2 separate regions of the Homo sapiens genome follow, and region 1 is linked to region 2. A link is a loop called in an ENCODE intact Hi-C map of the cell type or tissue named here. Cell type or tissue: dorsolateral prefrontal cortex. All regions are shown on one strand. Each heading gives the region's core, and the rest is flanking DNA. Links, peaks and the distances in the headings are about the cores only. Region 1 overlaps FMNL2 (formin like 2). Region 2 overlaps FMNL2 (formin like 2).

Region 1 (15,441 bases), core at 3,540-11,539, 92 kb before region 2:
GGCCTCGAGGAGAAAAAGCAAATAAAGAAGGAAATGGAATCAAATCAGATGAAGTCCTTTTAGGGGAAGGATGATGTGAACGAAACAAACAAATCAACAGAATGAGGAAAGGCACGGGTGAAACCACCAGAGGAAAGTTCCAGCCAGCACACAGGAGGGAGGAAAGCTCTTGTTTGAAATGGAAGCTGATGCTCTAAAGGAGCATTCAGGGTTTGGAGCAACATTTAGATATGGGGGCCACTGAAGCTTCCATTTGTTTACTGAGCACCTACCACAGGCTGGGTGCTGTACTAAGACTTAACAAAATAAAGATGAATACAACACAGTTCTTCATGGGACTCATAATGGATGACAAACATAAGCAGGTAGCTTTTAAACATTACCATAATTGTAGTGATATGGATATATATTTCATGTCATATCATATTTTTCTTTTGTTTTTTGAGAATGAGCCTTGTTCTGTCACCCCGCCTAGAGTGTAGTGGTGTGATCATAGCTCACTGCAACCTTGACCTCCTGGGCCCGAGTGATCCTCCCACCTCAGCCCCCTGAGTAGCTGAGACCAGAGGCAGGTGCCACCACACTTGGCTTATTTTTTAAATTTTTGTAGAGACGGGGTCTCACTACGTTGCCCAGTGTGGTCTTTTAACTCCTAGCCTCAATTGATCCTCCCACCTCGGCCTCCCGAAGTGTTGGGATTACAGGCATGAGCTGCTGCACCTGGCTTCATATTTTTCTTCATTGGATGATGCCCACAAAGTTTCAGTGCAATGTATGTCTTGACTAATGCATTTGAATATAAAGGTAGAACATTAGATAAATGCTAGAAGGGAAGGTTTGAGTCAGAAATTTTGTCCTTTCTCTAAGCTCCCTAAAGGTGTAAATTTATTTGACAAGCTCTTATTTTGATCAAATTTTCTTTCCAACTATCCTCTCACTAGAAAGAGGAAGAAGACTTTGTGTTAACTCAATTTTTTAGAATTGTGGATTTGGTAGATGAGGTTGAAAAGGTAAATAAGTGATCACCTTGATCTCTTACCTGTTTTAGTGAGTCAGAAGCAAGAAGAGTGCTAGAATGTTGATTGATTGTTTTGTGGAGACAGGGTTTCGCCATGTTGCCTAGGCTGGTCTTGAATTCCTGACCTCAAGCGGTCTTCCTGCCTTGGCCTCCCAAAGTGCTGGGAATATAGGCATGAGTCACTGTGCCCAAGAATGTTGAATTTAACACATTGTCTGAAAACTAGATGAGTGGCTTCTTGCTTCTGAAGAATGTGATGTGCTGCTTGATTCAAGACCGATTTATAATATGCCCTTCAGTTTACTCTTCTTTGTTACAATATGGAGAGAAGTGGTGTATTTTGAAAACATTTGGGGCCGGGCGCGGTAGCTCACGCCTGTAATCCCAGCACTTTAGGAGACTGAGGGGGGCGAATCACGAGGTCAGGAGTTTGAGACCAGCCTGACCAACATGGTGAAACCCTGTCTCTACTAAAAAAAATACAAAAATTAACCAGGCGTGGCACCTGTAGTCCCAGCTACTCAGGAGGCTGAGGCAGGAGAATCGCTTGAACTTGGGAGGTGGAGGTTGCAGTGAGCCAAGATTGCGCCACTACACTCCAGCCTGATGACAGAGTGAGACTCCCTTTCAAAAAAAAAAAAAAAAAAATTGCTACAAAGGAATCCCCTTTGGGGGAGTTTCATGATTAAAATATTTTTGAGTGACACTATACTTGCTACCAATTCTGGTTATGATAATGTGTAGCTTTTAGTGCCCGAAGAATGGAGTTGACTGTTAAACAGTCTGGTAAATATTGGAAATAAATTAGAGTTGTGGACAAGAAGTAAAGAAAGTTATCAGAGTTGGATAAGGAATTTGGAGAGCTCAGAGGGAGATGGTAAAAAAAAAAAAAAGTTGAGAAATTAAGATTTGTTTGTTAGTTTATTGAATGTCTACTATGGTAGGATCTAGCAAAATAAAGATGAATACAACACTTCTCCATGGAACTCAGAATGGGGTGACTAACATGAACAAGTGGCTTTTAAACATTCCCATCATTGTGGTGATATGGATTTGCTCTAAGACTTCCCTTGTTTTTCAAGATAAGTGAGGCTGGGAGAGAAGTCTTTGAAGCTGATGTTAGATGAAGATGTGCTAACTAGACTGGTGCCTAACTATCCCTTCTTCACACCTGTGACTTTAAGTCTCCAAAGTAGTGACACTTACCACACAGACTTCAGGGTCCACATTCAACTTAAGAAATCTCTCTCAACTCTTTGTGGTGGGTGGATGTGGATCTGAGATCACAGTGTATAGCAGAGAAGTCCTTTGTAAGAAAAAAATGACCAAAAGATGTATGTTTTCTATTGCTACTGGAACAAATTACCACACATTTAATGGCATGAAATAACACAGATTTATCATTTTATAGTTCTGGCAGTCAGAAGTCCAACATGGGTCCCACTGGGCTAAAACCAAGGTGTTGGCAGGGCTGTGTTCCTTCTGGAGGGCTCTAGGGGACAATCTGTTTCCTGGCTATTTCCAGCTTTTAGAAGCCACCACCTTCTTTGGCTTGTGGCCCCCTTCCTCCATATTCAATGCAAATAATGTCAGGGCAAGACCTTCTCATGCTTGCATGTCCCCAGTTTTTTGGCTACAACCTCAGAAGGTTCTCCATCTATGAGGATTCATGTGATTAGATTGGGCCCACCCAGATAATCCAGGATAATCTCACTTTCACAAGGTCTTTAACTTTAATCATATCTGCAAAGTCTCCTTTGCCATGTATGGTAACATATTCATAGGTTCTGGGGATTGGGATGGGTATATCTTTAGGGACCATTATTCTGCCTATCAAAGAAGGGGGGCTTGGCCCTTTCTGTAGTGCCTGTGGCTCTCTAACCCAGTTGAATGGGCCTCTATATTAGTTTTCCTTCAGATTTCTATACCTGTACCATAATTGCTAGACAGCCCCATTTGATATATTATTCCCTGACTCAGAAATACTCCTTGGCTTGGCACTCAGAGAACTCCATAGTGGGGTCCTTACCCCTTCTTATCTTAGTCCGGAGCAATAACTCTGTTCTGGTTGGATGTGTTTACTCACTGTTGCCCTTCATTCCCTGTTCTGTTGACTGCACATTTCTGACTCCCTGCCTGGGTCATTCCTTCCAAACCAGAATGTGCCCTTCCCTTATTTCTGCCCATTCTTTCTATGAAATCCTGCGACATTGGCCATCCTCACTCCACATTTGGAGTTTATCATAATTACCTAGTACTGTTATTTAACTTTCACAAGAATGCATTTGCTCTTTCCATCTATACCACCATCCTAAAATACTTGGTAAAGTCAGTCTTGGGATTTACCCTCAGAGACACTGATTACATGTTCTGGTATGGGGTCAAGAAGTTTGGCATGAAACGGCCTCTGTGGGTGATGCTGGTATAGGTGGCCCCACGTGATGCTGTGCGGGAAACTCCTTGAGGGAGGATAATTGACCTTTCACCCAGAGTGATAGGCATCATGCTTTACATGTAGGTGGAGGTTATTATATTTCTGGGAAACGATACCAGTTTTCTGAAGGCAAGTTTTAATGAAGAGAGTGTGTCTTGTGGGAAGTGTGTAATAGAGTTAAGGGCACCAAACTGTGCACCATCGTTTTGGAACCAACTGCTGAGTGTGAAAATTCAAAGGTGTACAGAGAGTCAGTCTATGTCCCAGAGTGGACATGGTAAGACAGTACAGTTGAGAATTGGTAATAACCATTGTAATGGCAAAATCACCAAACCTCTAGATTTTTTTTGTTTACTTTTTCTGTGTTTCAGGGACTTTATGCAGATTATCAAAAGCAGAAATTTTGTCATGGAAAAGATTTGAAAAAATGGAAGATGGCCAATTTTTGAGAACATATGGAGAGAACTCTCTGCTTTCAGTGCTCATTGTGATAACTAGTTCTTCTTGATGACTGGAATGCAAAGAACACCCAAAGATCTGAATTCGCACTGAACCAAGCATTTTTGGAATGAGGTCTTTCATGAATATGCCATGATTTTGATTTCTGCTTTTGTTAAGACTGCAATGGAGCCTTTGTTATTTTCTTGATTCCCTGAAGAGTTCTAGATTCCCTGAAGAGTTGAGTCTAAGTGATTGATTTATATACAAAATTGATTTTGCCTTTTTACGTTATTTTGGGATCTTATAGCATAAAATAAAACTTACTAATAGGCATATTAAGCAAAATGTTTTTTGTTTCTTTCAATTTTGTGCCTTTTATTACTTTTCCTATCAACTTTATAGACGTTGAAAGGGAAGACATCTGTTTTCATTGAGAGAAGATCTTTTAAAAAACGAGCTATTTCAGAGTTCCTATTATAATAGGGTTCTACCTATTGTAAATAAAAGAAGTTAATCTGGGCCAGATGAGGTATTAAAAATAACAGATAACTATGTGAATACACTAAAATCTATTGAGTTGCATACTTTAAATGGGTGCTTTGTATGGTATGTGAAATATATCTCAACAAAGCTGCAAAAGAAAAAATACATAAATAGGTAAAATGGAAAAGAAAAAAACCCCAGATGTTTCTGTGAGCTCTTGGAAGCTGTCACAGTGGTGAGACACTTGTTTTAGAAATCACCAAAATTTTCGTTTGAGTCCCTAGTCACCAAATAAACATAGGAAATTTTTTCATATTATCTTTTGTTGAAAGAAGAGCTATTTTAAGATAAATCATGCTAGGCACTTTAATAACAGTGTTTGAGTCAATTTAAGTCAGTTCTCTATTTAACTATTAAATATAAATATTCTGTGAATCAAGTAGGCTGTGAAAATTTATGTCCTTTTCGCAGTGGGCTCATTTATATACGTAGTGGGCATATTATGTTCATTTGGTGGTCTGATGATACCTGATTGAAATAACCCAAATGGGACCAATAGGGACAAAGAATAGCATGTTCTATCCATGTAGAACTAAATTGAAATATTGGTAATTAATGTGTTTATTTGGTTTCATATGTTTGAATTTGTTTTTAGCAGCCATTATATGGTACTGTGTCCTGCCAGATAAAAGACTGAAGAAAGTTATCATCCAAGTTCTTACCGTATGCCTTGCTTCTGGATGAAAACTGATTTGTCACAAAGCTCAGTTAAAATTCACTACAGTGTAATTTTAACAAACTTGAGAGTGGTCAAAGTATTTTGGCCTTGTAATGAATTGAGCCAGTATTTGTTGAATATCTTTCTTTCCCACAACTGCCCTCTTCATAGAGCAGGGGTCCCCAACCCCCGGGCCACGGACCTGTTAGGAACCAGGCCGCACAAGGGGCAAGTGAGCAAAGCTTTGTTTGTGTTTACAGTGCTCCCCATCACTTGCATTACTGCTTGAGCCCTGCCTCCTGTCAGATCAGCAGCAGCATTAGATTCTCATAGGAGTGTGAATCCTATTGTGAACTGCACGTGTGAGGGATCTAGGTTATATGCTCCTTGTGAGAATCCAATGCCTGATGATCTGTTACCGTCTCCCATCACCCCTGGATGGGACTGTCTAGTTGCAGGAACACAAGCTCAGGGCTCCCATTGATTCTACATTATAGTGAATTGTATAATTATTTCGTTATATATTACAATGTAATAATAATAGAAATAAAGCACACAATGAATGTAATGTACTTGAATCATCCCCAAACCATCTCCCCCTTGCCTCCCCACTACCTGGTCCATGGAAAAATGATCTTCCACGAAACCGGTCCCTGGTTCCTGGTACCAGAAAGGTTGGGGGCTGCTGCTGTAGAGGATAAGAAAAGAGTAATATGACCTCTGCCTTCAAAGAATTGATAATTTGGAACAGAGCTGAACAATAGAAATATGTGAACCATATGATGAACTTTAAATTTCCCAGTAGCCACGTTAGGAGATAAGAAAGAAACAGTTCACCTGGTTAGATAGATGGTGAAGAAAATGAGAAAAGAACAGATTTCGGAATTATTTTTAATGTATTTTATTTAACCCAGTATATTAAAATATCATTCCAACATGTAATCAATATAAAGATTACTAGTGAGATATTTTACTTTTTTTTAAACATATGAAGTCTTTGAGATCTGGTGTATGATTTACTCCTAATGCACATCTCAATTTGATGTTGAATTTTTGTTGGAAATATTTGATCTGTATTTAGATTATAAAATTTAGAGTCAAAAAAGTAGATTCACATACCACATTTGTTCCAGTTATACTTAAAAGTTTTTCAATAACTGAGTCAAACATGTTTTAAAATCTGAATTAAAAATTAATTTAAATTAATATTAAAAATTCAATTCTTTCTTCACCCTAAACATATTTCAAATGCCAATAGCCTTGTGCAGCTGGCAGCTACTGTATTTAACAGCACAGATATGGATGTTGAGAGAAGACTTTTCTACCTTTAATACTTAAATAATCAAGGTGATATGTAATTACAAAAAGAATTTTGTTCTTCTTTTGTATAGGATGGTTTTGTGCTACAGACTAGCTAGAGCTTCACTGTCTAATAGAACTTTCTGTGATGAAAATGTGCAATGTTGGCACAGTCCAGTCCAGTAAAGGTAGTCACTAGCCCTACATAGCTTTTTTTCTTTTTAATTTTTTTGAGACAAGATCTCTCTTTGTTGCCCAGCGTGGAGTGTGATGTGCAATCACTGCTCACTGCAGCCTCAACTTCCAAGTCTCAAGCAATCCTCCCACCTCAGTCTCCCAAGTAACTGGGACTAGAGGTGTGTACCATCGTGCCCTGCTAATTTTTAAATTTTTTGTAGAGATAGGATTTTGCTTAAGTAATCCTCCTGCCTCAACCTCCCAAAGTGTTGGGATTACATGTGGGAGCCCTTGGGCCTGGCCACCTACGTAGCTTTTGAAGACTTGAAATGTGGCAAGTACAACTAGGAACTGAATTTTAATCTTGTTTATTTCAAGTGTGAGTAGCTACATAGGGCTAGTGGCTGTCGTACTCAACTAGAGACTCATAAAGGAGCCACAATTTGAATTAGTTTAGGCAGTGAGAAAATGATTAAGACATTAGGAGAATAGCTTAGACCAGTGGTTTTCAAACATTACTGCACACTGGAATTATAGGGGGATTTTTAAAAAAACCTCTGATTGTCTGCCACTCCCACACATTCTGGTTTAATTGATGGAGATGACCTAGTCATTCGGAGTTTACAAAGCTCCCCAGGTGATTGTGATGTATAACAAATTTGGGAACAGATCTATGCTTGTATTATAAATTCTCCACAAATCTATTTCCTTGCTATTCATATTATATGTAAGTTTGCTAGGAACAAGAACAAATAAAGAAGGAACCACATCAATACCTTGTGTTTGCTAGATTCCTAAGACTACTACATATATACTCTTAATTGATCATACCCTGTGCATTAGATGGGGTAGAAATGATCCCACTTGGCTAACAAAAAGAGATTCAAAGGTTAGTTGACTTGCTGAAGGTCACATAGCTGGGGGGTGATGGAGTCCTGTCTTAAACCTGGATCTCATGTTTCTGCCACCACATAAGCAGAGAAATGTAGCGTATCCAGCTTCCTCCAATTCGTGGCTTGTTTTCTCTCTCTTCATAATAGAGCCCTTGTGCTTGGATTTATAAAGAATGTTTCTTTTGATATTTAGGGGGAAAAAATCTCATTAACAATTGGATGTTTGTAGTCCAACAGATTCGTTATCCTCTAAGGGGCACTGTGTTGGGTGTTAGCAGTTCTCTGCTCTCTTCCTGGTACAACATATGATCTTGGTGACCTTGGGTTAGCCAGTTAGCACGTCGGATTTCTAGTTGTTAGAAGAGGAGTTATCAAACCTGTTTGTTCTATCTCTTAAAGGATTGTTGTCAAAAAATATCATTGCTTTGTAATGGAGACCAACATTTATACTTCTGCAGTTATACTTGCTCCTGAAATAAATTTTTTTCTTACCTTTTTGAAATAATAGTTTTTAAAATTGAGCCATTTTCATATGTTAGACATGAATTAATTCAACCCTCACAACAGCCCTGGGAGATAGGGCCTATTACCCTTCTCTTGGTGATGAAGAAATCAAGGTTCAGTGACTTGCTGAAGGTCACACATCTTATTAGAGACAGAGCTGGGATTAGAACCAAGGTGGTTTTGCTTCAAAGCCTATGGTATTATCTGCTCCAGAGAACTAAATCATACCCTTGTGGCCTGAGTGCAATTTGCCTTTAATAGGATGTTTACTGCCTTCTGCATTACTGGTACCAAGGGGTGGCAAGATTTCACTAGTGACTTTGAAGTTCCCCTCTTAGACTTGTAATAGATGGTGGATATTTCCTCAGTCTTAGATAAAATAAAAGCATCTTCAGAAAATATTGCTACTCATGTGTCTCAAATTTAGGAGCAGTGAGCTTGCCATGCAAAGGTAGCTTTCAGACCATCCCCTTTCCCTCTCCCCTAGTTTTTCTAATAGGTATCCTAGAGCTCCCGGTACTACTCAGCCAGGATTTAATTTGAAATGAGTTAGTTTATAATGAATTGAATGTTGTTTTTTTTTCTCCCTGGCTTTTCCCATTTGGAGAAAAACACTTCAAACCTAGAACAGGTATCTGCTTTGTTTGATGGTTAATTTTCTTTCTTCCTTTGTGTGTGTGTATGTGTGTGTTTTGAGATGGAGTCTCGCTCTATCACCCAAGCTGGAGTGCAATGGTGCAGTCTTGGCTCACTGCAACCTCTGACTCGCAGGTTCAAGCGATTCTCCTGCCTCAGTCTCCTGAGTAGCTGGGTTTACAGGCATATGCAACGATGCCTGGCTAATTTTTTATTTTTTTTGGTATTTTTAGTAGAGACAGGGTTTCACCACGTTGACCAATCTGGTCTTGAACTCCTGACCTCAGGTGATCCGCCGACCTTGGCCTCCCAAAGTGCTGGGATTACAGGTGTGAGCCCCCGCACTCAGCCACTGATGGTTAATTTTCAAATGTATCTTCCTCCTCTGCTTTTCTGTGGGTGCCAACAAATAGAATGGTGGGTTTGTTTGTTATTCTTAACTCCTTTGGCTGGCTTTAAACATGTTCTCTTTTTAGCCTTATTTTTCTAAAAGCTTAGTGCAGAAATTTCTTGTTTGGCTTCCACTCTTCAGGGTGTGATAATTCCCAAGGTCTCTCTCTAGCTCCTCAGGAATGTACCCCCCTGATGGACTGAAATTTGTCCACTCCAGTGAAATTGTTTGGGGGAGAAGGGAGCAGAGTACACGTTCAAGATGTTTTCTCCCAGCATTTGTCTGTTGATGAGCTTTTGTAATTTCCATTTCACTGTCCTTGCCCCAGAGGATAACCTTGGATCTCAGTGTAGACTAGATTGAGTGTAAAATGAGTTAGCACAAATGAAGTGGAAACAGATCAGCGTGTGAGGAGGAGGCTCAGACGCTAAATCCTCTAGTTGGGTAAAGTTGAAAGCATTTTCCTCAGAGCCTCCCTGGGAATGCTTGTCCTATTTCTCAGAGAAATAAGCTACTGTGTGCATGTTGTTGCTGTTGATGCCTTTGACATTTGTGCTTAGCGAAGTGGAGGGTTCTGTGGGGGATACCAAAAAATTGCCCTAATCTCTGTCCTCAGGAATCTTATTGAGAAGGGGAGATGACCTGATTGCTAGACATCCATCTAGCTTCCCTCTGCTAGGCACGAGATGTACAAAGGTTTAAAAAGAGCCATGAATGCTAACTTCTTGGCTTACAGCTTAGCAGGGAACTCAGCCATGACTTGTAATACAGTGGGATCAGTACTACCATGGCAGCATCAACAAGAAACAAGTGCGATCTCATAGCCCTGCGCAAGTAGTGAACTACCAGCAAAGTCGGAGAGGCTTCATAGAGAAGGGGAGTTGAGCAGAGTTCTGAAAAGACTCCCCTCTGACTAGTGGGACAGGGCATTCGTGCAGGCAAGAACACCCTGTGCGAAGGCACTGAGGTGTGAAGCAGCCTGGTGTGTTGGTGAGTGCTCCACAAGAGCCATGTCAGACCTCAATTCAGTGCTATTTTGTGTGTTGCAGGCAGGAGGTTCAAAGGAGCCCGAGAGCAGGAAGGCTGACCAAGCCAGATTTGGAAATACTTGGCTGGGATGTTCCTGGTCAGTGGGCTATTTGGGCAAAGTGGTTAAAGTGGGACAAAGGCACAGGGAAGGAATCCATGGAGGGAAGGGGAGAAATGGCTCCTTTAGTATCTTGAATGAGGCTTTTGGATGTGAGTCCAGGTACAGTGCTATAGTTTAATTGCTTTTGCTTCTGTTTCTTTAAGGATACATTGCACTTAAACCCCAGTAATTATTCCAGATTTTGTTAGTGGATATATCCCCACCCCCCATCTGGCTCAAGCTAAGCAGTTGGCATAAGTAGGGGAACAGAAGGCTCAGAATTGTCCACTGGAAGTACTCGGCTTTTCTTTGGAGAGATCAGGTTTCTTCCATGGGAAAATGATGTCAACACACTTATCTTAGCACTTTGCCTCGAGGGCACCTGTGGGCTTGCGCCTAGAGCAAAGGAAAGGGGTTCCCTAAAACTTCCTTTCTGTTTTGGGAACATGGAGATGTGATAGAATATCCCTGATAAAAGCATCAGTTTATGGTGGAGGTGAGAGTTTATGACCAGGACCAGAAAGTTGCTAGAAAGGTTGCTAAGTGGAGAATTATGGTTGGTTATTTTCAGGAAGCAACTTAATGTTGTGGGAAGAAGCACTGGACTAGGATTTGGGAAATTTGAGGTCTAATCTTGATTTTACCTTAACTAATAAGATGATCTTGATCTTTCTGAGCCATGGTTTCCTAACAGGCAAATAAGGAGACTGGTTAGGAGACTCAAGAGAGCATATAGCAGGTGTGGTAAACCATGCAGCACTTTATAGTGTGAGGACTGTCTGAACCCTGTCACTTGGCGCCTCCATCCGGACACCACGTGTGCCCTCCTGCCCGCTGCGGGGGAGGACATGCCCCTGATGGGTCTGGGCTGCACTGGCCTCTGGGTGACTCATTGGCGTTTTGTAAACCACCTTATCTTTGAAGAAAATGTTTTCCACTACTAGTAAAATTTCTTTCTTTTCTGTCTTTATTTGTTTCTCTTTAAAGTTTTCTTAAACTGAGCTAACTTCAAAGAAGTATCTGGAATTCTCTTCTTCCTCCTTAACCACTTATAGCCCCCTTATCCCCAGTCATCATTGTAGTATATCTAATTGTTGGTGGATATAATGTGGGCCACTTTGGATTTGAGTAGTCAAAATCAGAGCCTGGCTAGTAATTGGGTTTGAAGGAGAGTTGAGCTGAAGTCATCTCATGAAACAAAAATGGCAAAAGACCATCCTATTAACACTGGACTTCCTTTGTCTTCCTTCATAAGATCCCTCAGGCTTTCCTTAGTATTAAGGAGCAGGGGGAGAAGACGGTGGCATATACTGCCCTTTAAATATGGCATTTCTGAACTTAGCTCTCCTTGTACTTTATCAAGTGAGTTGTCTTCCTCTCTCAACTAGATCCAAAGAAACATGGCAGCCTCTGCAGTCCCCGTGAAGTGCTGTGAGTGGGATGCCAGCAATAAAATCATGTCTTTCTATGGATTTTTGGTTGGTGTTCTAAGGCTTGCCGCTTCTCTTCCTAATAAGCCTGCACCGATTTTGTCCCTGAAGATTTGAGGCTGTGAAATATTCTTCCTTCTTCCTGCCTCCTCCAGTCTGGGAAGCTTCACTTATAGCCAGAGGGCTGAGTGAGGTACAGCTACTCCTACAATGAGGCAAGCCTTAGTGTTCTTGGCTTGCTTCACTGTGTTTCTGACACTGCCTTACCTTAACTCTTGAGTAAGCCCCGTTTCCTGGGCAGAATCTCACTTCTCCTTTCTTGCTGGTCATTTGGCTCTTTTTTTTCTGACAAGAGCTGGATCTTGCTTGTTTACCATCTACCCCAGCACCTTATTCTTTTTTCTTGGAAGTGCCAACATATTCCTCTACGTGCTGAACCTGTTCAGTAATTCTTGTTGGATTGTCATTCCTTTGGCAAACTGAAATGAAACACACAAATCTCAAAATAGATGTAACCAGACTCCTCAAACTTAATAAATACCGTATGTGCTTACACTAGGAATCTTGCTTGTCCCGTTTGTTAACGGGTACTTCACCCCACTCTCCTGCCTCCTGCTTCTTCCCTCGGCCCCTGTTTCCTACAAATCGAAGGCTGACAGAGCTTTTCCCCTGTGAATGCTGCTGACTTTACCAGCAGCTCATCCTGTGTAGTTACGCTGCATCTTTTGATGCCGTGCACTCGTTTGGATAGTATATGCTGTTTAAGGAACTGTCTGTGCTTGTATTATTTTGTTTGTGGAGGATGTAAATGATATAGGGTTAATTCTGATTGCCATCTTCATAGTGAGCTCGCTGTGGACTTTATCAGTATGTACACAGCATATGCATGTGTGCACACAATAGGTTTTGCCATGGAGTGCTTCTTTCTTCCGAGAGCAGGCCTGGTCAACTGTTGATGCAAGCAACAACATTTGTTTATTGAGTTCTTAATCTGCCAGGCACTGTGCTAAGCTATGTGTGTTTTAGCTCATTTAATTGTCAAAATAACTTGGTTAGGTAGGTACTGTTGTCATCATCACCCCATTTTAGGAGGACCTGAAGCATGGAGTTGTTAAGCTACTTGCAAGTGATCAGAAGATCTGGATTTTCAAGCTGGGCAGTTGGCCTCCAGAGCTCAGGCTCTTACCCATTTCTAAATCACTGCTCCTAAGTTGCTAAGGCAAATGATTGAACCAGGAATTGGTTTAGCCCCTGAATGACAAAGCATAGAGTAGTCATGGCTTCAGTGTAGCACTGATACCTTTATTTGAGGGATTCTGAAGAATTCTGACTTTATTACAGCCCTTGAGGCCTTTGATTAAGAAACTAATTCCCCTGATACATAATGAGATTTCTCTCTTGTTTCCTCAAAAGTGAGTGTGTATAGATCTAGGGCTGTGCCGTCCGATACAGGAACCACCAGCCTTTGAGGTTGTGGAGCACTTGAAATGTGGCTAGTGTAACCTAGGAGCAAACAGTTTAAGTTTATTTCAGTTCAATTAATTTACATTTAAAAACACTTCAGTTACTGGAAAACTTTTTCTGTATTTGGAACAACTTGGGTATGTGAACCTGTTTTTTTTTCATTTGTATATTTTATGAAATCTAAACATAAGTGTATCTGCTGAAAATTTAGCATGTGAATTACAATGTGCTGTAAGTAAAAATACACAAGATTTCAAAAGCTTATTTTGCATTTTTTCCCCTACTTCATTAATAATTTTATGTTGGTTACATATTGAAATGATATACCTTATTTAAGCCAGTATATCCAAAACATTATTGAAATCAGTTTCTTCTTTTTACTTTTTAATGTAGCTACTAGAAAATTTAATTCCATATGTGCTTCTCATTTTAATTCTTTTAGACAATGCTGTTTTAGAGCATAGATGTGAATACTCCCCTGTACAACAATACCTTACTGAAGCAAGTGCTCAAAAGATAATTATTGAATAGGTGATTTGAGGGTGGGAGCTGGCTAGAGAACTCATTCAATGGGGAGAGATAATGGAACCTGATTACTTTGTTGAAATTGGTACTTTAGGATATAAATGAAGTAATAATGATGCATAATAGACTCCACATAACATACACAATGCTTTATAGCCCTTTCTGTAAATTACCTCTTTGACTCACAACGTGATAAAATGAAAGTGGAGAAAATTAACATGAGCCAATTACTCTTGTTCAGATTGAGTTTCCTGTTTCTGCCATGAGCTGGAATACACTGACGCTGTTGATTCGTTTTTCTTCCTTTTGGGTGGATTTTGCAATTAAGCATATGAAGCCCTCCAGGACAGGCCTCCTCCTGGCTTCTTTTGCCTTCTTGTCTGCTGCTCACCACTTCCCTTGTCATCTGAGAACCTTTGCATACGTGTCATTTCAGCTCTTCCTGATATCATGTGTAACACCGAGGAGGAAGTCAGTGCCTCTGGAATCAGAATTAAGTCTCTGCATTGCCTTGGGACACCCCATGCCTTGAGAAGTGACACAGCTATTGTCAACACCTCTCATTATCCACCTACTTCTGACTACTTTTCTCTAGCCTCCTTGGCTAGTATCCCTTTTCCCACATGCTCCCTAAATGTTTGTTTGCACCCACAGCTGCACCCGTCTTCTGACTCATGCCATTTCTTTGTTATTCTGCATGTTGCCTGAGCCTTCCTATTCACTCTCAGGACTTCTGCTCCCCCTTGCGTGGCCTGTCCAGTGGTTGTCAAATTGGGGTGGAAATGCTGAACCTCCTGTGTCCTTATGCTCCGCTTGGAGAGGTCATCAATTGAAAATTCTTTGCTTAATTGAGCATGCAATTAAGAGTAAGGAAATACATGTTCTGATCTTTTTCTTCTGCTATGTTTTCTGGTTATAATTTTTTTAAAAAGAAAATAATGTCTCCGTCCTTTAGTTTTCCCACCTTGTAAAATGGGAGCAGTATGTGCATCCTAAGGCTAGTCTGAAGAAGCATTATGCCGTCATAGAGAAACACAGTAATTCTATGGTGTGCCGTATTTGGCTGTATACTGCATTTTAGAGTAGTTAACTACCATTGGATTTGAAATAGTACATGAAACTGAAACACTGCATTTATTAATGAGGGTAATTTATTCCTAGGAAACCTTTTTAAAAATGAATGTCTCCTTTAAGTGTTTGTTGGTTTCCCCTTTCCTGACCATACCCTCCCTGCTTTGTGTCTGTGTTATTTCTTTTAAAATTTCAAATAGATTTGAATAACTTAGCTTAAAAGATAGCCTCTCCCCTCCCTAATAAAGGACAAAGGTGGCTATTTTAGAGGTGGGTGATATTTGAGGCTGAATAATGCAATGTTTACGGCATACACAGGAAGTGGGAAGACCTGGGTTCTGGTTCCATTTCTGCCTTTTCAATCATTTTGTGAGCTGAGCAAGTCCCGTAATCTCAGGTGATGTGTATGTCCCTTAGCACAGGGCCTGTTCTCTAGTAATTGCTCAATAAATATTAACCATTATTATTGGTTGTCTTCTGAGAATATCACTTGAAGATTTAGATGAAAGTATTTGGAAGATTGCTGTCTACGATTTGTCAACCGTGGCTGACAACTAGGACGTGGGAAAGTAGAGAAGAAGCTGATAAAGATGAAAAGCTCATCTATAGAAAGATATTGAAAATTTATTTCTTCTAGATTACAAAATGACATTAGATATTATACCCTATGAGAAAAAATACGCTTAATCAACCCATTTTCCTCTTATGGCCATAATTAGTACATAGTCGCATCAATAAAGATTGACAATATAGCCTTCTCATATTGCCACTTCTAGATCCACTTGTAGGCTTAATTTTGGATCATATGCCGGATTTGAATTGTATTAT
Region 2 (15,441 bases), core at 2,591-10,590:
TGGAAGATTGCACCTGGTTTCCTGCACGTTTTATCCTATGCACCTTTTCTCTTTGCTGATCTTGCTTTGTATTCTTTTACTGTAATACATCATAGCCACGGGTATGACTGTATGCTGAGTCCTTTGAGTGCTCCTAATGAATCATTGAAACTGGAGGTAGTACTGGGGTCCCTGACCCATAGGAATATTGGTGAATACTGTTGTGTGTGTGGGGTAGGGAAATAAAATCTACTTACTGAAAGGCACATTACATAAAACAAGGACTTTTTGTAGTCCTTTCTCAGTAGTTAATTTTCATGGTGAGGAAAATTTGTGTGCTCTGCAACAAAAAAAGTGAGGGAAGCCCATTTTAGAAGTGAAGATATTTTTCATATTGTGTTAAATTTATTATAACTAAGCTTCAGTTATAGCAGTTGCTAAAATATTTTGTGAGAATATGTGTTCTTGAATTATAGAAATTCAGACGGCGTGTTCAAGAATCTACACAAGTGCTAAGAGAACTGGAAATTTCTTTGAGAACTAACCACATTGGGTAAGTATACCCCTTTAACATCTTAGCTCTAAAGCTTTTGGACACTTTACAAAGTAACTGAATCATACCCAAAGAATTGAGCTTCCTTATGGGCCATTATAAATTAAAAGACTGAGGTTTTAGTAGATGAAACCTTGTTAGTACTCAAATTACTTACTGCCCAAGAATCAGCAGAAGCAAGACAGATAGTCCTTGATGTGGAATTTATAACAATTCTATATTTCTTTGAGCGGGTGCAGTAAATATGGACACTTGGTTTCATGTGTGCATAACAATTCTCTGGCAAATCAGAAACCCCCAATAGTGCATGTAGACTGAGATCTTGGAAAATCTCTAAGCTTTTACTGTAGTTCTCCAAGTTGGTTGGTTGAAGCTGCTTTATTTCCCTTTCGTTAATTCTCTAGAGTTTCTGGCCAGAAGGGGACGGAAGCTGGAATAATGTCACTTGACTCACCTCATTGCACTCAGACACATTCTCAGTCTCTTTTTCATACATCTCAAAACCTCAGGACCATGAAGTGTAAATCCACTGTGGGAAAATAAAGTTCAGGGAATCTATGCACTAAGCATTCTGAGTTTCTTTCAGACAATGACATGGTGCTTTGCCTCAGGCAAGAACAGCAATATTATATTCTCCCTTACCCCTGGGTGGCCTAATTGTACTATGTCTTAAAACAAGATGGCTTCTCTCTAAGGTAGAATGATATCAGGTATCCTATTTTGTAGCCCTCCTTCTGCCCAAAGCACCTGCGTAACATTGGGCAAGCTATTTAACCCCTTTGGTTTTGATTCTTTGAGCTTTACAATGAGAGGACTATCGACTTTTAGATCTTTTAGAATTTTCCCATGACATTCTTTGCAAGTCTATTGGAAATTAATTTTGATGTATATATATTGCACTTTAGTTTTACAGAGTATGCTGTAACATACAGTAAGTTCTGTCTCGTTGATAGTTCTTCTTGAAAACCATGAGTTTAAGTGAAATAATGTTGTTATAAAACCTTTTCCCCCCCTCATCAATGTCATAATGAAATAATGTTATTTGAGGTTAAGTAAGGACTTGATGTGGATTTATTATGTAGATAAAAGTTTACTTCAGACTGCTGTAAGCCATTCAAATGGTTAATTAGCATAGTTATTTCAAAATAAACTTTTAGAAACTGTAGAAATGCTATTGTGATTGATAGGTGATGGAACTTGGGTAAGAATGTGCATTTCTTAAATGATAACCAGCAGGTTTTTCACCTTGAGAATGAAATATTCAGAAAATGAATTAATTCTAGACTTTGTCCCTGGAAATGGGCTATAGAACAAAGAATCATAGAGTCATGATTTTAGAACTGGAAGAGAAATTAAGAATTGCCTGATGCCTACTTTTACAGATTAAAAGAATTAAAGACCAGAGAAGGTGAGTGAATTGCACAAAGTCTACAGCTGTAGAGCCAGGTGCTTTGGCTCAAGTTGCTCTGTTGTTTTTCCTGTATGACTTATGCTGGCAGCCGTTTCCCTGAAAGTAAATAAGATTATCAGGGATCTGGGATCAAAGCAATGAGGCTTGTCTGCTGGGGATGAACATGGTAGTAGTTTAATACTTTTGGGCATTTAGACTCAGCACATTTAAATACTTTCTAATATTTATGAATCAGGAGCTAGATTCGATTTTGTTTGGTCCAAACCTTTGCCTTTGGCCCTTTTAACTGAAAATGGTGGAATGAACTGCAGCCAAGATTTCTACAAATTGTCAAAAAGCATTTCTTAGGCTGTGCGTGGTGGTTCACGTCTGTAATCCTAGCACTTTGAGAGGCTGAGGTGGGTGGATCACCTGAGGTCAGGAGTTCGACACCAGCCTGGCCAACATGGTGAAACCCCATCTCTACTAAAAATACAAAAAATTAGCCAGGCATGGTGGTGCGTGCTTGTAGTCCCAGCTGCTTGGGAGGCTGAGGCAGGAGAATCACTTGAACCTGGGAGGTGGAAGTTGCAAGTGAGCCGAGATCATTCCACTGCACTCCAGCCTGGGTGACAGAACAAGACTCCATCTCACCGAAAAAAAAAAAAAAAAGCATTTCTTTAAGCATTGCCGAAGTAATGTGAAATTGACCATCAAATACAAAAGGAAGATGATCATTTCCAACACAAACTTGGCTGAATAGAAGAACCTTGGTTGGGTTGAAGCCAGTGCAGTCTGCAAGCAATTGGAGTGGTTTGTTGTTGAGGATACTATAGGCATATTGAAAGATTCTTAGATTTCTTTCATCCTTACCAGGTGAAGTTTTCCCTTGCCCACCATCTATGTGAGGAACTCTGAAAGCTTTGGCTTTAGCAGCAGAAAAATTCATGGAGATGCATTGTCTGATTATATGCAACCAATCACTAGCATAAACTTACGTGAAGTAAAACCACACAACCAGATTGTGACCATCTTGCCTGTTCTGAAAACCCAAACCTGAACTCACTCTTTGTTATGTAAACTAACTGGCTTGCTCTCACTTGATAGGGATATCTTCTGAAAAATTACTCAATAATGATGAAAATAATCAGTTACTAAAATGAAGAATTCTTGGAATGCAAGGTGCTATTTAAGGAAGCCATATATTTTATTGTACTGTTTAAAATACTGTAATAGATAGATAATTCAGTGAGTGTGGTGACCCACGCCTGTATTCCCAGTACTTTGGGAGGCCGAGGCAGGACGATTACTTGAGCCCAAGAGTTTGAGACCAGCTTGGGTAACATAGTGAGACCTTGTGTCTACAAAAAAATAAAATATTAGCCAGTCACAATGTCACGTACCTGTAATGCCTGGGACACTGAGGCAGAAGGATCAATTGAGCCCATGAGTTCGAGGCTGCAGTGAGCAGCCATTGCACTCTCTGAGTAACAGAGTGAGACCCTGTCTCTAAAAATAAAAAATCGGTGCCCATTTGCTCAAATTTTTGCTATGCCCCTTTCTAGTTATTTGACCTTAGATAAGTTATGTAAGTTTTCTGCACTTACTATGTGACCCAAGTTAAATTCTCATTGATAAAATTAGTATAATACTTACATCACAGGAATATTATAAGGATTAGATGACATAACTTGTAAATTCCTAATAAAGGGTCTGAAACATAATAGTTACTCAATATATGATAGTTGTTTGTTATGCTTGTTGCAAATAATTACCTGCAGTATTCAACAGTATTATATATCTCTAAGGATATACATCTCTTATATATATCTCTAAGGAATTCCCTAAGGCAGAGAGTATTATCATCTTTATCTAAAATGATCCTGACACCCAGGAGATTATGATACCCAGAAATTAAAAAGGAGGGATTACATTTACAATCTACTTGTCCTAAAAAAATTGTTCTGGGCACATGCTTGCTTTTCAACGTTAAAGACTTGAGCTTTCCCAAGATAACATTCTGAGCTGCAGCTTTGTCAAGCAAAGGACTTCTTCTGAGTTTTGATATAAGCCTAAAACTCTATAAATGGAACAATCTTCTGAGAAAGAAAATTAATTTTCTTTGAGTCAAATTGAAATAAGAATTGGACTAGAAATAATCCCATTCACTTACTCTTAGGAACTATAATAATAGAGAAGAATTGGATTATGACTTATCTAAGCTTTTGAAATTACTTGAAATACCCTTGAAATGATCCACATAGTGTTAGAATACACTAGCCATGCAGTGTGAGTAGGCAGATGCCATGGTGCTTAAGATGTCAGAGTGATAGGATTTAAATGGTGGTGAGGGTGAACTGGACAGATTTACCAGCTTTATTCTATGGAACTGATGTGTACACTGTCTCTCCTTGCAGGGAATTTATTGTAGTAAAGCTACCTATAATGATAGAAAATTACTTTTCATCCTCAGTGCAAGGTCACAGAAGTTCTGAAAGATGCTCATTTCACTTTCTCATTGTGGTGTAGAGAGAACAGGCATGAGATGGCAGAAGGAATGTGGCAAGTTGGCAAGGAGGGGAAGGAGGTTTGTAGAAAAGGGAAGATGCTGAGGAACTGCTTAGTTGATGTCTTCTCTCCTGCCCACCAGACTTCTTTATGAATCAGTGCTGGCTGAGCCAGGCCAAAAGAAGAAAGACAGGAGAGTGACAAAGGCTGCTTTTAACATGCATACAACACGTATGGGAGTGTATGTGTGTATCAAGCTGCCTTATGATTAACTTATTCCTAGATGGTACTTTTTTAGAAACCATCAAGGTTATAATCATTTTGTCATTTATTAAGCACGGTGTTAGGTACTTTACGTTTGTTATTCTGTGTATTTCCTACAAAAATCTTATTGACCATTAGCCCTGAATCCCTGTTTTATGGATGAGAATACTGAGGGTCATTTATTAAGTACCTTGCTCAATTCCACACAAGTTAGAAGCACCGAGATTTGAGCCTAGATACGGTCACTTCTAAAATTTATTACTAAACCAGCAATTCTCACATTTTTTTTTTTTTTTTGGTTTTAGAGTGCCTTTATACTTTTAACTTATTTTTGAACCCCAATAAGCTTTTGTTTAGATGTGTCAAATCTATTAATGTTTATAATATTAGAAATTAAAACTGATAAATTTTAAATGTCTTTAATAAAATGTAATATTTAATAACATTTAATTTAAATACATATAAAATAAATGTTATGTATTAACATAAATATTAATACATTATAAATTAAATGACATGTTTTATGAAAAATATTCTTCAAATCCAAAAAAAAATTGGTGACAAAGGCTGCATTGGTTTAATTTTTGCAAATCTCCTTAGCATCTGGTTAATAGTTGGCAGCTAGATTCTCCTGAGTCAACATTCAATTTGTCGTGATCTGTTTTGATTGATGTATATGTAGAAAATTGGGTCTTATACACACTTAGAGATGAGTTTTTTAAATGGTCTTTTCAGATAATTGGGATATTCTTTTTTTAGTAGTACCCCCAAAATTGAACGGCTAGTAACTAATTCTTACAGATAGCTATAATGTAGAGTCTGAAATCATATCAGTGAACTTTTTGTGCTCTGTTATATTAAAATCCATTGGCCAGGTGCTGTGGCCTGCAGTCCCAGCAACTTTGGAAGGCCAAGGTGGGCAGGATGGCTTGAGCCTGGGAGTTTGAGACCAGCCTGGGTAACATGGTGAACCCCTGTCTCTATAAAAAATACAAAAATTAACCAGGTGTGGTGGCATGATCCTGGAGTCCCAGCTACTCAGGAGGCTGAGGTAGGAGGATCACTTGAGCCCAGGAGGTTGAGGCTACAGTAAGCCATGATTGTGCCACTGCACTTCAGCCTCAGCAACAAAGTAAGACCCTGTCTCAAAAAATCCTTTGTGCTGTCTTACACTTTGATTGGGTCTTTTTATCCATACATGAACTTGTGACATGATTTGTTAACATCATGTTGGTCATTTGGAAGATCAGAATAACTCAGTAAAATCATGTTTCTCCACTGTTGAAGCATATCCCTTTACAATGTTTTTAAAAATCACATTTGTTAATAACCACCAGTCTGATTAGAATATATGTTAAGTATTGAGAAGCTGTCAAACTGACGGTGGTGAATACAGGTTTTCCAGAATTCTAGTTTTTGTTTGAAAGCTCAAAGTTGGTCATCAGCAACAAATACTGTGTTGTCCTTGAAAGGATGGGCTCACTTCATATTTGAGTAAATGTCTGCCACATACCCCAAACTGAATCACCATAGTTTGTCAGTTATTTTTACAAGTAAATTGACATTCCATGAAAAAATGGCTAGTTCAGCTCGCAACTCAAACAATTTCACAGGTGCTTTTCCTTGAGACAACTGTGCTACTTGAGCAGGTAGCAGAAGTACTTTATGTGAGCTTCCTGTTTTGTCACACTGAAAATGAAAAAGATGTGTACTAAATGAGTAAGCTTTAATAAAATCAATATTTTTTATTGCTTATCTAAGGGCGTTCTTAAGTGAAGCTGGCCTTTTCCCCCTCCTGAGTGCACGGAGTGACAAATACAATAAATAAGTGTCTTCTTTGGTTGCAGCAGTTTTATACAGTATTTCTTTGGCATTGTAAGTGTCAGTGTCAACAGATTGAAAACAACTAATGTCCTAATATTTTTGTGAAAACAGTTTTACCTTCACAGGCGCCCTGAGAGGGTTTCAGGGACCCCTAGTGGTATATGGGCTATACTTTGAGAATCAGTTTGCAACACTGCCTAACAGAGTAGATCTGATGACCAGTGTTGAATCCACACAGTGCTTCTTTCTCTTGCTTTTCATGATTTTTCATCAACTTCAGTTCCCAACATATGTCTGTAGGACCTCTCTCTAGAGGAGGCTGGCAAAAGGAATTAACTGCTTTTTCCTTTCTGTTGTGCAACTTTGGGCTACTTGGCTTGATCTTAGAAATTGAAAGCCAGGAACATCTCTTAAGACCTATATGAGGAGAAATAAGGTTCTAAGATTTGGGGAGACAGAACAAAGATTTGATATTAAGCTGTGACCAGCCTACAATAAAACAGTGACTGTTGGCATTGGCACTTACATCTCTTCCTTGCACCCAATTTCTTCCAGAGCTATTTGTCATTGTCCCTGTCTTTTCCAGCTCCTAAGCATCTGATTTAGAATTTGCCTAAATTCAGATGTACAGCATATGGTAATTACATTGAATCCGTGAGGCACTCAGGAAGTTATGCGTTCTGTCAGAGTCAGAAATAATTCAACTTTCCAAAACCTATAATCACCCAATTTGAAACTGTTTGCCTATTGGCAACATATTAAAAAGTGTGTGTAGCATGCACAGAGGTGAAATGGAACTAATTTGCTATGGGAACCCTGAATATATGATATAGTCCTTGCATGATCATTTACATAAATCTGCAAAATGAGGCATCCATATTCTTTGAATGCCTTTAGATTCCAGTTACTGCTTTGAAAGTTGCCCGTTTTTATCTTTACCTGTTTTCTTTCCTTACTCTTATATTTCTGTAGAAGTTCACTTTCAACTCCAATTGAAAATGGCCAGTTCTCTCCAATACAGAAAGTTCCAAGTCAAGAAGGGGTAGGGACTGAGATAATAGTTAGAAAAATGGGGGCTCTTTTTTCATGTCATCCATACCCTTATTGCTGAAATGACTTTGCTAAGCTAACCTGATACCATTTGATAAAGTGGGGAAGGTAGCCAGCCCTGAAAGACTGATCTCATTCTTTCCTAAAGCAGCTGGGGGTGTCAGGACTAGATCAAATCCCAGGGAGGATCTTGTAGCTTTGAAAAAGATGTTAACTGCATGAAATTAAATCAGGGGTAAAACATGTCACACTTTAGCTGACCTTTTAGGAGGTAGGCAGCAGGCTGTTACCTTTTACTCAGAAAATTGTCTTTGAGGCCCTTTCACTCAAAGTCAGGAAGTGGTGATGGGGGCATGGATAAGGACTCTGAAGTGAAGTAAGAGGAGCCAATGAGTATTCTTTATCCCTGCATTAAAACGTATGCATATTAGCATGTTAAGCGAATTGTAACTCTGGCTGTACTTGGCTATTTCCTACCTTAAAAAAATTTAGTTTTTCTTCTGTAGGTCACTTGCCTCTTGTCCAATTGGTGGCTGAACTTTCCAAGTGAGATGGAGGTGCCTGCCAGTAGTTGACACAAGGGCAGGCACTGAGTGCATTCTGAATGGTCTGCACTCTACAGAGGCTGCATCTGGAAAATCAACCAGAAGAAACGACAATGGCTGTTTCTCTTAGCTCCTAAATTAGTGTGTTCTTATGGGCCACTGAGAATATGTACAACTGAGACTGCCCTGAAAAATCTGCCCCCCTCCCCCCGCCGTGATTATTTTTCATATTAAAAAGACACCCACCACCGAGGGCCAGTTTAAATTGTACAATCACAGCCCATAGGCCACCAATGGAAAAGCCTAAGCAAGGCTAAGGGGCTTGAATTTAAAGATTTTCTAATCATCAGATTTTGATATTGAGTTCCAGACTTTAAGTCTCCAGCCAGTTACAAAAAAGAAAAAATTCTTTTTACTATTTCTAAGCTTCTAATTACTAGTATTTAAACGTGATCAGTGTCTCCTGAGACCTAGCACCACAGAAAGTACTTAAAATAAATAAAAAATAAGTATCTAGTAGGTGCTGTGAGATTGTGTATGTGGCTGTTTTGAAATGAAACTTCAGCCTCCACCAGTAGCCAGCCCTGTTAGTTTTGTCTAGGTCTCATAACAAAGCCACTTTGTGAGGCCTACCAGGTGGTATTTTCTTTGCCACCGTTGCCACTCCAGGTCTCTCTTAAATTAAATGTTATATGTTTACAGGCAGCTATGCCAAGTGCATAGGTTTTGCAGTTGCCTCTCTGAGGCGCTTGAGGGGAAAACACAAGGCAATCTTTCCACTTTCCCACTTTGCCGCCTCCTGGAACTACCTGCAGACCTGGGCTGGGTTTGCATCATGGAGATGACAGGACTAGAAGAAAGAATGACCTTGAGGATGAAACAAAGAACCCCTTCCCCCTGCCAAAAATTAAAACAAACAAACAAAAAACCAAATATCCTGATTCCATGGGATTGTTTTCTGCCTTTTAAGACAAAGACCTCAAGGGGTTGCTCATGCTTAAGGGATACTTGGTAGAATTGTCCTACTGTTATTTTAATAACTAACAAAACTGGCTTCCATAGTCACTATCATGTCCATAGCTGGTCAGACTTTTTAGCTTGGTGTTTCTGGAGGAAAGCAACCATTGTGGAATGCAGGTGGCAGATGTACCTCAAGTGGCATTTCAGCGATAGTAGTAGATCTTTTAACTTATTATTTGTTGGAGTTTGAAACTTAGTGAAGGTTTAATCAGGTACCATATGTTGTTTGAAGATGAATGCACTGGAGGAAATCTGTAAAAGGGGGTGGTGACATTTTACATCCATCTCCCTAAAGATTCTGTTTGACCTCCCATCAGGATTATTATGAAGAACAAATAAGAATGTATAAGCATTCTCCATGCACTGTGGAGCACCATTCAAATGCAAGGAGGTATTATTTAAAAATGAATTTTTTAAAAAACCTGATATTTGTCATGTGCCGGCCTTGATGATAGTATGCGGTGCCTGCAGCTTTTTAAAAAGGTTTTAACATTCATGGAAAAAGTTAAGCAAATCATTATCCCTATTGAATTTCTAGAAGCCCATAAACAGTGGTCTCTCATTGGCTAGTTTAGTGGTTTCTGTAGCTTAGTGTGCCAAGGACTTGAACTTGGATTTGGAATCCCGCCTGGATTTTTGTGGTTATGTTGTCATGTCCCCCATCTGCCTCATTGTCCATAGTCTTGCTTCCTTCCACAAGCAGGCTGTAGATCAATTGTGGTGGAAAAAGTACATTAAGCAAGTGCCTTCTTTAAAGAAAGTTTCTTACAGATTATCTTAAATCCTCTAAGCAGTAAAATGCAAAGATGGCCCACGTGTACTTTTTGGCCCTTATTTTTGCACATTAAAAAGTTGTGGTTTTCTTAGTTACCATATCTGAAAAGCTCCTGCCTCATGTGAAGTAGTCTAGGCCTTCCTCCCTATGTCCTTTCAGGCAATGAAAGTTTCTGGTGGAAAAAACAAAACTTTGCATTGTGTCCGTTCCATGGCAGGTCATGTGATCAATTTCTCCAATGATTTTTTTTTTTTTTTCCCCAACAGATGGGTCAGAGAATTTCTGAATGAAGAAAACAAAGGTCTTGATGTTCTAGTGGAATATCTCTCATTTGCACAGTACGCGGTAACGTAAGTAAAACTTGGCTTGCTTGCATTTGAATTTTATGTGGTCACAGCAGATGCTACTCAGTGGTAAAATTATACACCACAGAGAGGGCAGAAACTCAGAAGCAGATGTGCTAGGGCTTAGGGAGGTTTGTTTCTGTTTGGGTAACTAAAAACAAATCACATAATGGTATTAGAAATGCCTTTAAGGCAGAAGTAAAACAGGTGAATAAAAATCACTCTTAAAGGAGCCCTTATTTTCAAAAGTAACGCTTTCTTTAGGGCTTAAGTTACATATATGGAAGAATAGTCTAACAGTTGGTGAAAGAGGTATGTGATAAATCACTAGGCGATGCAAAAGAGTGACTCCCTTTTTCTTTTAAAAATGATGTCTGCATGTATATTTGCATATGCTAGTAAGTGCATAGAAAATGATTGCAGAAACAGATACCAAACGTAGTGGCACTGGAGGGAGAGGTAACAGGAGGCTGTTCCTTTTTCCTTGATATGCATTTGTATTGTTTTGATTTTCTGCCCATAAGCTGAAGGGGAGTAAAAACTGGAGTGCAGTGGCATGATCTCGGCTCACTGCAACCTCTGATCAAGTGATTCTCCTGCCTCAGCCTCCTGAGAAGCTGGGATTACAGGCACCCACCACCATGCCCGGCTAATTTTTGTATTTTCAGTAGAGACGGGGTTTCACCATGTTGGGCAAGCTGCTCTCGAACTCCTGACTTCAGATGATCCACCCGCCTCGGCCTCCCCAAAGTGTTGGGATTTCAGGTGTGAGCCACCGCACCCAACCTAGAAGCACTCATTTCTATGTGTGTTTCCTTTTTCTGCTGTGTGAGAGTGAGGATGAGCTGAGAGGAACACACGCTGAATGGCGTGGGAGCTGTAGAGTAGCCTAGCGAGGGCATCAATGCCACGAGTGATTTCAGGATGCCCTCCTCGTCTTACCTTCTCTCATCTCAGTGATTGCTTTCTCTTTTTAGCAGTTAAAATTTTATTAGATTACCCCATTCTAACTCTTTTATGTTCAGTATTACCTCCTGCAGCCAAAGGCATGACAGAATTGTGACCAGTTGCCTCCATGGACTTTGTGCATCTATCTCTGCTATCTGATTAGTCTTTTATAGGTGAAAGTCATCACCAATTTTCAGATGAAGGTTCTAACCAAATATTTTATTTTGGCAGTTATACTTTTATAAAAAGTTACACTTTGATTTCCAATATGTATTATTGTTTTTTCTTCTGCAGTATCCTCTAAGATTTTCCTGAGGATATTAAGTGTAGCTACCTTCTGATTGTTCTACTGTCTGATCAGGTGTTGCTATGGATAGAAACAATTAATACAATTTCTTTTTTTTTTTTTTCTTTTGAGAAAGCACAGTTACTTTGTGAGGGGGGAAATGCATGGAGCACAAAAGCCTGTCTGTTTAAAAACTTTGTTCCTAAAACTATACAAGAGTGAGCAAGTTAACTTGTCATTTATTCTAACATGGTTAACATGAGTAATAACCTCAAAAAATGTCAGAGAAACAACAGTCTTACTTTAAAGAGCACCACACTGGGAGGAGATTCCAAAATCAAAGCAAATCCATAACTTTGCTAGTAATGTATCACATATGCTTGGAAAAGTACACTTGCCAACACACTAGGAGAAAATGCTCAGTGAAAATTGATGGGTAGGAATAAATTAGTATAAGCCTAACATATTGACTTGTTAAAGCAAAATGAAGACAGCTGTAAGATCTTTTCCCCCTTCCATCATACCAATGTTAGTGACTTATATATTAGCAAGCCTTATAAAATAAAATACAAATAATATATCACTATTTAATTTTTGCTGCTCATTGTTCCATTATTCTTTTGCCAGACCCATTATTTGTCATTCTGTATTCTTAAAGCTAACACTGAGCCCATAGAAATTCCATTATATTTCCTTTCCAGTTTTCTTTGTTTACAAAGACTTTCCATACTAAGGTGCAGATGTCTTGTAGGAACAGCAAGTTATACATGTTCGTTTATACATGTGAATGTGAATTTTTCAGTCTTCAATGGCATTTCTCTTTTGTTTTAGTTTTGACTTTGAAAGTGTGGAGAGTACTGTGGAGAGCTCGGTGGACAAATCAAAGCCCTGGAGTAGGTCCATCGAGGACCTGCACAGAGGGAGCAACCTGCCCTCACCTGTGGGCAACAGTGTCTCCCGCTCTGGAAGACATTCTGCACTGCGGTGAGTTCGTTTAATCAGGAGGCAACTTTGGCAGGATGCACTGGGACAGCAGGCTCCTACTTCTTTTGATGATTCTGGGCACTGTATCTCATAAATTGCCATACAGCACTTTCATTTGCAATGACTCTAAATGAATGTTTCTTTAGGAGTTCATGGGATCTTCCCTTGGGCAATGTTTGATAACTTTAAATAGCTTCTGGAAACACCATACCTTGATTCAGCATAGAAGGTGGGAAAATTCTGCTGCCAAGTGATAGAACAGGATAGTCTCATAGGCAGATAAGGTTTTGAAACCAGGGGAATGTTGACATCCTGATGGAGGTACTGTTTCCAGGGTAGAGGCAGCACTTAGAGATCTGGGATCTCTGCCCTTTGTTACCCTTTGTCCTTCCGCTCTCTTTCATTTCTCCAGTGGTAGCTCAGGTTGTGTGCTGTGGGTGTTTTCTTAGCCATAGGTACAGAATGCTGTAGTGATAATTTTTATTAGTGAGATGCCATTAACCAGTGTTCCTTTGATTAGATATGCTTCACTTGTCAACCTTTTTTTTTTTTTTTGAGATGGAATCTCGCTCTTGTTATCCAGGCTATAGTGCAGTGGCACAATCTTGGCTCACTGCACCCTCCACCTCCCAGGCTCAAGCGATTCTCCTGCCTCAGCCTCCCAACTGGCTGGGATTACAGGCACCTGCCACCATGCCCAGCTAATTTTTTTTTGTAATTCTAGTAGAGGCAGGGTTTCACAATGTTGGCCAGGCTGGTCTCGAACTCCTGACCTCAGGTGATCTGCCCACCTTGGCCTCCCAAAGTGTTGGGATTACAGGCATCAGCCACCACACCCGGCCAGTTGTCAACCTTATATTTTCTCCTAAGTATTCCCTTTCTCATCTCTTCTGGCTAAAATAGTACCATGCTAAGGGAGGATTGGTGCTGACCACCTGTACTAGTAATGGGTTTAATATTGCTGAGGTTGTTCATTCACTCATACCTACAATCATTCATTCACTGAAAAATATTTTTGTGCTTCTTATTTGTCAGGCGTAACACTTAATACTAATTGTATGTTGGTGGATAAATCAAACTCCTGCCTATGAGGACAGAGATATCATCTAGAACAAGTTTGTAACGGTTTCTGTGGTTCATGATTTTAACATAAAATTTTATTAATAAGACCTTCATTCCAAAATGTTGCTTATTCTTTCCTTTCATTTTTTTCTACACTACCCCCTTACTTACTCTTTCTAGCTTAAAGTGTTTCTATCTTATTTCAGGCATGATCTGGCAAGAGGACATTATTTCTCTAAGTGTTTACGATCACTCCGGGTATTCAGTCATTGTTGTAGAATCCATATGTCAGATTGCAGCCAGTGAATATGTGGCTTTCAGACCTTTGGATTTGGTTGTCTAATTACCTCTTGTCCCTTTGACTTGGTTTTTGGTCATGGAAAGTTAAACATTTCTCTGTAATGAAGTTAAGTTCTGCTGAAGGATTTGATATTTGAGTATGATACCTCCAGTAAATCATTTAGATTTTCCTTGTTTAGAACTGGAAAAAAATGTTAATGGGTTTGGAATGAATTGATTCAATATTAAGAGCAGTGTTTCAATTCACCTTATTATATTTGCAGTAGGCCAAAGGTTGTGCAACCTGCTAATCTGCATCAGCTTCACATGTGGGCAGGAATATATGGGCTGATTTGGCAGATATATAAAGAAAGGCTAATTGTCTGAAGAATTTCCTGATCACCTTGGAAATTCAGGATGAATTTCCTGATCACCTTGGTACTGGAATGGAAATTCTCACCACTAGTTTAACTGTAATTATTTGTAAGGGATTTAATTTACAAAGTACATTTTAATTTGGTTTTCTATCATTGGACACTTAGAAAGTATCATGTATTGCCAAGCTACCACCTTAGTAAGGATTTGTTTTTCTGGTTAATAATTCAGTATGCTTACTTTTTAAAGTATTTTTTCCAGTAGAGCAGAAGAATCGGGAAAATCTGGGAAACTTCCCAGGTTCAGGGAGGGATGTAACCCTGGATGCTGGAGGTCGAGGGACATCCAAGGCCAGCCTGTTTTGCTTCACAGTTTTGCTTCAAAGTGGATCTTGCTAGAATTAATTTCAAATTGGAAAGTCAGACCAAAAGCATGCAGATAGGGAAATTGTATCTGGAAAAACATAGGCATTATATATATGATGTTTCTGGTTGGCAGGTGTGCTTGAAGATGACCAGCTAAGAAACCAATACCACATTCTTCTGTTTTGTGTTTTAATATTTTCAAGCTCAAGAACAGAACATTTAAATTTCCTTTGATTCTGCTTTATGGTTTCTAGTAGCCCAAGAAAGCTGATAAGGCAGTAACTTTCATGCCACTTAAGGACCTGAAGCTTAGATTTTTGTTTTGTTTTTTAAACAATGTATATCAATAGTTTTCCAGCTCTTGTGGTTCATGGATTTATGTCTGGATTCTAATTCTGTATTTGGTCATTGGATATAGCATCTGTGACATAAAAACAGCAATCAGAAGTACAGGCATATGGTACATGTTGCTTTTCATATACCCAAACATTGTTTACATTTTTTTCTTTTCCTCCTTCTCTCCCCTTTCTTTCTCTTCTCCACACGCTGCCTTCACTTTTGGCTTTCTTTTTACCATCCTCCCTTTTCTTTTAGCCATCTCATTTCTGATTGTCTTCTCCTCTTCTACTTTGTCCTTTCTCATCCTGCTGTCTCCTTCTTCTCTGGTTTCATTAATCTCTCATGCCACCACCAGATTGGTTTCTCTGCCTGAGTATTTTCAGTTCCATTGCCACTAGAGCTGCTTCTCCCCTCTTGCCTCTGGAGCAGCTTCAGTTTACATACTGATGATGAGGCTTCAAACCGGAAAATCTCATAAGTCTCGGGTGAAAACGACATCCAAGCGAGTTCACAGTGCATGCTGGCAGGGCAATCCGACTGCTCTCCATGTT

What was found. A loop is a pair of places that touch in the nucleus more often than their neighbours do. Peaks named below come from ENCODE experiments on the same cell type or tissue, not always from the same donor. Only the 100,000 strongest peaks of a DNase experiment are listed, where the experiment ranks them.
Region 1: a loop joins it to region 2, with 2.7 times the contacts of the local background. A loop is called at or near these places in 4 of 110 quality-filtered maps.

The regions. Positions count from the first base shown.
Region 1 is chr2:152,455,290-152,470,730 of GRCh38, forward strand. All of the region lies in intron 1 of FMNL2 (formin like 2), which reads left to right. Among named protein-coding and RNA genes, the nearest start is that of FMNL2, 130 kb to the left of the region's middle. RefSeq lists an enhancer at 820-1,410. In dorsolateral prefrontal cortex, for the core only: a CTCF peak has its summit at 7,720; no DNase peak of the experiment used is centred there; H3K4me3 peaks cover 943 bases; H3K27ac peaks cover 8,000 bases.
Region 2 is chr2:152,548,566-152,564,006 of GRCh38, forward strand. It overlaps FMNL2 (formin like 2), which reads left to right. Exons shown (of 26, transcript NM_052905.4): 4 at 456-532; 5 at 10,175-10,258; 6 at 12,318-12,470. Among named protein-coding and RNA genes, the nearest start is that of PRPF40A, 160 kb to the right of the region's middle. In dorsolateral prefrontal cortex, for the core only: CTCF peaks have their summits at 6,663 (motif pointing left) and 6,863; no DNase peak of the experiment used is centred there; H3K4me3 peaks cover 810 bases; H3K27ac peaks cover 8,000 bases.